Regions from separate parts of the Homo sapiens genome. Here region 2 is linked to region 1. The links are chromatin contacts, found by Hi-C or POLR2A ChIA-PET in ENCODE. All regions are on one chromosome and are shown on one strand. Each heading gives the region's core, a stretch centred on a gene start or an enhancer-like site at or near the end of the contact. The rest is flanking DNA. Distances are from core to core; before and after follow the strand shown.

Evidence for each region. A loop is a pair of places that touch in the nucleus more often than their neighbours do. ChIA-PET counts read pairs that join two places held with the same protein, here RNA polymerase II (POLR2A). Pooled maps may share reads with other maps.
Region 2: a loop to region 1 is called in a map of naive thymus-derived CD4-positive, alpha-beta T cell, with 4 times the contacts of the local background. The contact joins the promoter of CDK4 here to the promoter of ITGA5 in region 1. A Hi-C loop is called at or near these places in 1 of 168 maps with a recorded cell type or tissue (naive thymus-derived CD4-positive, alpha-beta T cell) and 4 of 50 pooled maps. POLR2A ChIA-PET finds 5 or more read pairs at or near these places in 1 of 52 experiments (CD4-positive, alpha-beta T cell).

The regions. Positions count from the first base shown.
Region 1 is chr12:54,418,005-54,420,518 of GRCh38, forward strand. ITGA5 (integrin subunit alpha 5) reads right to left here and starts at 1,262. Exons shown (of 30, transcript NM_002205.5): 1 at 977-1,262. The coding sequence starts at 1,194. All of the region lies in intron 2 of GPR84-AS1 (GPR84, ZNF385A, ITGA5 and GTSF1 antisense RNA 1), which reads left to right.
Region 2 is chr12:57,751,060-57,753,573 of GRCh38, forward strand. CDK4 (cyclin dependent kinase 4) reads right to left here and starts at 1,251. Exons shown (of 8, transcript NM_000075.4): 1 at 1,116-1,251; 2 at 441-677; 3 at 148-283; 4 at 1-31. The coding sequence starts at 658. RefSeq lists silencers at 401-540, 1,271-1,350, 1,581-1,700 and an enhancer at 877-1,610.

The DNA.
Region 1 (2,514 bases), core at 12-2,511:
GGGAATAAGGATCCTCCTTTGAGATTTCCAGGGTCCTGAGTCCTTCATTCTGACGTTCTTGGCCCCACGGAGCCCCCGTCTCCCCAGCTTCCGACCCCAGCCCCAGAAGTCCCGGTCTCAGCACAGCTCCAGCCGACCAGCTACAGGAAACCAGCTTTTCTCTTCCTCCCAAGAGCCAGAGGAAGAGGGAAACCGCCCACCCCCCTTCACGCGCGCACACACCCCTCCCGACACATCCCAGCACCCGCCCTTGGCTGAGTTCGCCCCCAGCCCCAGGGCCCCAGTGCCAGGGTCCCCGCACTCGCCCCCAGTTCTCGGATCCCCTCGCCTGAACAGAGATTGGGGGCGGAGGGAGGAGTAGGAGACAGAGGAGAAAGGAGAGGGAGCCGCCGTCCTCTCTCGGGTCTTTCCCCGGTCTGAGTTGAGGGGGGAGGGGAGGATGAGGCTGGCCCCCATTTAACCTTCCGACCCCCTCAGTCTTTGACTTTCCTCCTACTACACGTAGCTCATTCGGCTTCTACCCGTTCTCTCGCCGCACAATGGCCCCTACGGATCCCGAGGTCTCCTGGAGCCCCCAAAAGCCCTTCCCGGCCTCTGCGCCCCCTCTGCGCCCCCACCCGCCCCAGGTCCCAGCAGCCCACAGACTTCAGCCAGAGACCCTCAGCTCTCCATTCACGCGCTCTCCTCTCCCTTGGCCCGGAGACCCCTGCCCAGACTTCTCCAGCTCCGTGTCCTCTCCCCACCGGACACATGTCTCCCCACTGATCTCAAACGCCAGGGCCCCTCCTCACCCGCCACGGTGCCCTCCCTACTCCAGCGCGGGCCCCCAACTCTAGCCAGGGCCCCCAACTGCAGCTCTATTCCTTACAAACTCCACCCTCAAACTTAAGCCCTGGTCCCCTCCAGACCCCAGCCGCGCCCCCAGTCTCCAGGCGGCTCCCCCACCCCCATCCCGTCTCCAGCCCTCCTCACTCACCCGTCTGTTCCCGGCCGGTAAAACTCCACTGAGAATCCGAAGAAGGAGCCCGGGGGCCCCGAGAGTACTGCTGGGGCCTCCGCGTCTAAGTTGAAGCCCCCGACCCTGGGTGGCGGCGGCAGCAGCAGCAACAGCAGCGGCAGCAGCGGGGGTCGGCGCCGGGGGCCCCAGCGCAGCTGCACGGCGTGGAGAGGGGACTCTGGCGTCCGGCTCCCCATAGCGCCCGCTCTTCCCTGTCCTGGGGCCACCGACCCGGAGCCGCTTCCTAAACCTCCCAGAGGCGAATGACTCAACGCGGGGAGGAGTTTGCCAAACTCCCGGCTGAGCCCTCCCCCCGCCTGCCGAGGGGGCTGGCGGGGGGGCATTCCTGGGTCCCTGGAACTCTGAGCCCGCGTCCCCCACCCCTAAGGGGCGTGGGGGGGGGGCGCACCCCTCCAACCCCCTTTCCCCAGCCCCAGCTGGAAGCCGGTTGTCTGGACTGGGTTAGACTGGGCGGGTTTGGGTTCTTCCCCCTCCTCTCTGCTTCCCCCTCCTTCCTCCCCATTCCTTTCCAGATGTACAACGTAAACGCTCGGAAAACGAGTCGGAAAAGGGAGCGGAGAATTTCCTAATGAGGAAAGGAATCACCTCTGGTGGGCGGAGGAAGCCTGTATATGTGTGTGGGGTCTCCCTCAGTGCTTTAGGGAGGAGACTTTGGGGTCTAAAGAGACAGGAGACTCCTCTGGCGTCCGGCCAACTGGGATTCCCCCTTGCCTTCCGGGGCCGCCGGGTGCCTGGGTTCTGGCCAGCTGGATTTGGGACACAACAGTTGAGGTACAGAGACAGCGTTCGCAGTCAGCTTGCTAGAGGACCTACACGGGCTCCTCAAGTTCCGCTGCTTCCTCCTCCAAGCTTGCTAGTATTGAAAACCCAGGAGTTTGGGGTCATTCATCAGGAGGATTCTGCTCCAGTTTGCCCCCTTCTTGGTCCTAGGGTATGTAAACCTCTGCTGAGCCCCTTCCTTGGATCTGACAGTTGACCAAAAGCCTGCGAGTGGCTGGCCCCTCAGTACCTGCTTGATTAAACTGGCCGGGTTCCTACAAACCTGGAGAATTGTGAGAGGTGGTGGTGGTGGTGGAAAGTCTTGCAAAGGGACCCAACCTTCAGCTCCTAATGGCTGTAAACGCTGGGAGCTCTGGCCAGGCACGGTGGCTCACACCTGTAATCCCAGCACTTTGGGATGCCGAGGTGAGCAGATCACCTGAGGCCAGGAGTTCAAGACCAGCCTGGCCAACATGGCAAAACCCATCTCCACTAAAAATACAAAAATTATCCAGATGTGGTGGTCCGCACCTGTAATCCCAGCTACTCGGGAAGCTGAGGCAGGATAATTACTTGAACCCAGGAGGCAGAGACTGCAATGAGCCGCGATTGCACCACTGCACTCTAGCCTGGGTGACAGAGCAAGACTGTATCCAAAAAAAAAAAAAAAAAAAAAATCCAAAAACCAAAAACCAAAAAAACAATGGGAGCGGAAAGCCAGGACCCCATTCTTCCCA
Region 2 (2,514 bases), core at 1-2,500, 3.3 Mb after region 1:
CTAGGCCTCTTAGAAACTGGCGCATCAGATCCTAGTTTCAAAGGGGAGGTACAGATGCACTGGAAACTAGGCACCATACCTGAAATCCCAGAAGGTTCTACTACAAAGGTCCCAATCCACCTCTCAATGCCTACCAACCCCACTCACCTTGATCGTTTCGGCTGGCAAGCCTGGTGGGGGTGCCTTGTCCAGATATGTCCTTAGGTCCTGGTCTACATGCTCAAACACCAGGGTTACCTTGATCTCCCGGTCAGTTCGGGATGTGGCACAGACGTCCATCAGCCTGACCAGAGTAAATGCTCACTTTTCAATCCCCTTTAACCCAACATGGCCTCTCATTATTTCCTCAGGGTCCCCACTTCTCTACAGATCATCACACCCCACCTATAGGCTGTCTTTTCCCTTTACTCCCCACGCCCAACCCTCCACCACCTTCTCACCGGACAACATTGGGATGCTCAAAAGCCTCCAGTCGCCTCAGTAAAGCCACCTCACGAACTGTGCTGATGGGAAGGCCTCCTCCACCTCCTCCTCCATTGGGGACTCTCACACTCTTGAGGGCCACAAAGTGGCCACTGTGGGGATCACGGGCCTTGTACACTGTCCCATAGGCACCGACACCAATTTCAGCCACTGGCTCATATCGAGAGGTAGCCATTCTCAGATCAAGGGAGACCCTACAATCACAGACTCCTATCACCAAAAGTCGCTTACAGAGTTAGGATGGTATGAGCCTGCAGCAACAAAGGGACTCCCAAAAAAAAAGCGCAAAGAACACCACCAGCATCCCATCCCCCGCTCCCAGTCTTCCTTGGGGCCGGCCCCAGAGATAACACAATGACTCAATACCAACCCCTCCAGCCACGTGAGGCCCTGCAATAGAAAACGCTTTTTCCTTTGGGACAATCGCGCCCCGCACAAAGATCACACATGACACATGCCTTGCATCGAAGATCCTACACCTCAGTCCCTAAAATTATACTTTCCCATGACCACAAAGGCCCCACTTCCCGCCCTTGAGCGACCCTTCCATAACCAGCTCGCGAAACGAACGCGTGGAAAGCTGTGAGGGGGGCGGGCACTGGTTCTCATTCCTGGGAAGGGACTGCACTTACCTCACGCCAGCCCGGGGTGCTGTGGGGGCGGCCCGTTATCGGGGCCCCGGAGCCGGTTCCTACGGCCCCATACACCCGAGCTCGGTCCGGAGCAGCTGGACGCAGAGGGCCCGACCATAGACACAGGCCGCAAGCTAGAGAGGCCCCCTCACCCCCACCCTCACCATGTGACCAGCTGCCAAAGAGGCGCGCGGAAACTGGGAGGGCGGGGCGAACGCCGGACGTTCTGGGCACGTGACCGCCACCCATGCGCTGAGGGGCGGACAGGAGGTGCTTCGACTGGGAGGAGGGCGAAGAGTGTAAGGGGGCGGAGGGGCGATGGCAGCCACGTGATCTGTTGCTATCACACGTGACCGCTTGACATTGCTCTGAGGAGCAGAGGTGTGGCTACGCGGCGGGCACGTGACTGGCTGCCACAACCCCCGCTGCAGGGGGGGAGCGGTGAGGGGGACAAGAGAGGGTGGAGCCCGAGGCGGTGCCATGGCAACCTAGGCCACCCAGAGCCCAACTCCCGGCTGAAGGATTGTCTCACTACCGGTCTGAAGGCTGAACTCCAGTCTCACTACCGGTCTTTCAGCCTGTCTGCATTGGGGAGGGGGTGGGAGTTGGGGTACCAGAGGTGATGCTGTCACCTTTTCGCTCCACCATGAGAAAACATACTCTCATTTGTGTCATTGTTTCATTCATTAATTCTACAACATTTTACTGAGTGCTTGCTTCCAGTGTGTATGTGGGTTTTTATTTTGTTTTTGGTGTCTGTCACTGGCCCTTTAAAGTAGTGGTACGACTATCTATAAAGATGTAGCCAACAATGGGGTCTTCTACAATAGGGAGTAAACAATGCCCATTTGAGGGCAAAACTACGATTAAAGGATGACGGAAGGCAGATTAATACAGTAATCCAACAGGCTCAGTGACAAGGTAATCCTCTCACTTTTCCAACTTCCAAACCTCCCTGGGAGTGTTAATGCAAAGACCTGAGGCCATCTGGCAGAGAAGTTATTGATGAGCAGGAGACAGGAATACTTGACCTTTTAAGTTTTTTTTTTTTTTCCAGTAGGAAGGTTCTATGATTATGTGATATTTGTATGTGTGCATATATGCTTCTATGTATATATGTATGTATATGATATTATTTATCACATCATATATAAGACGGATACAGGATTGCACATGTGCAAGAAAGTTACCACCACACCCCCTGCACCCTCCAGACCACCACAATGAATGAAAATGACATGCCCCCTTCTGCAAACCTTGTGACTACTCATTTGGAGTTATTGTGCTTCCCTCTTTTTCCCTAGTGCCGCTTTCTTAGCACTTAGCACTGTCCAGAACACACTTGTTCCCAAATGGCCTCTGCCCAGACACCTAGGTAGACACAAGTAGATTTCTCCTA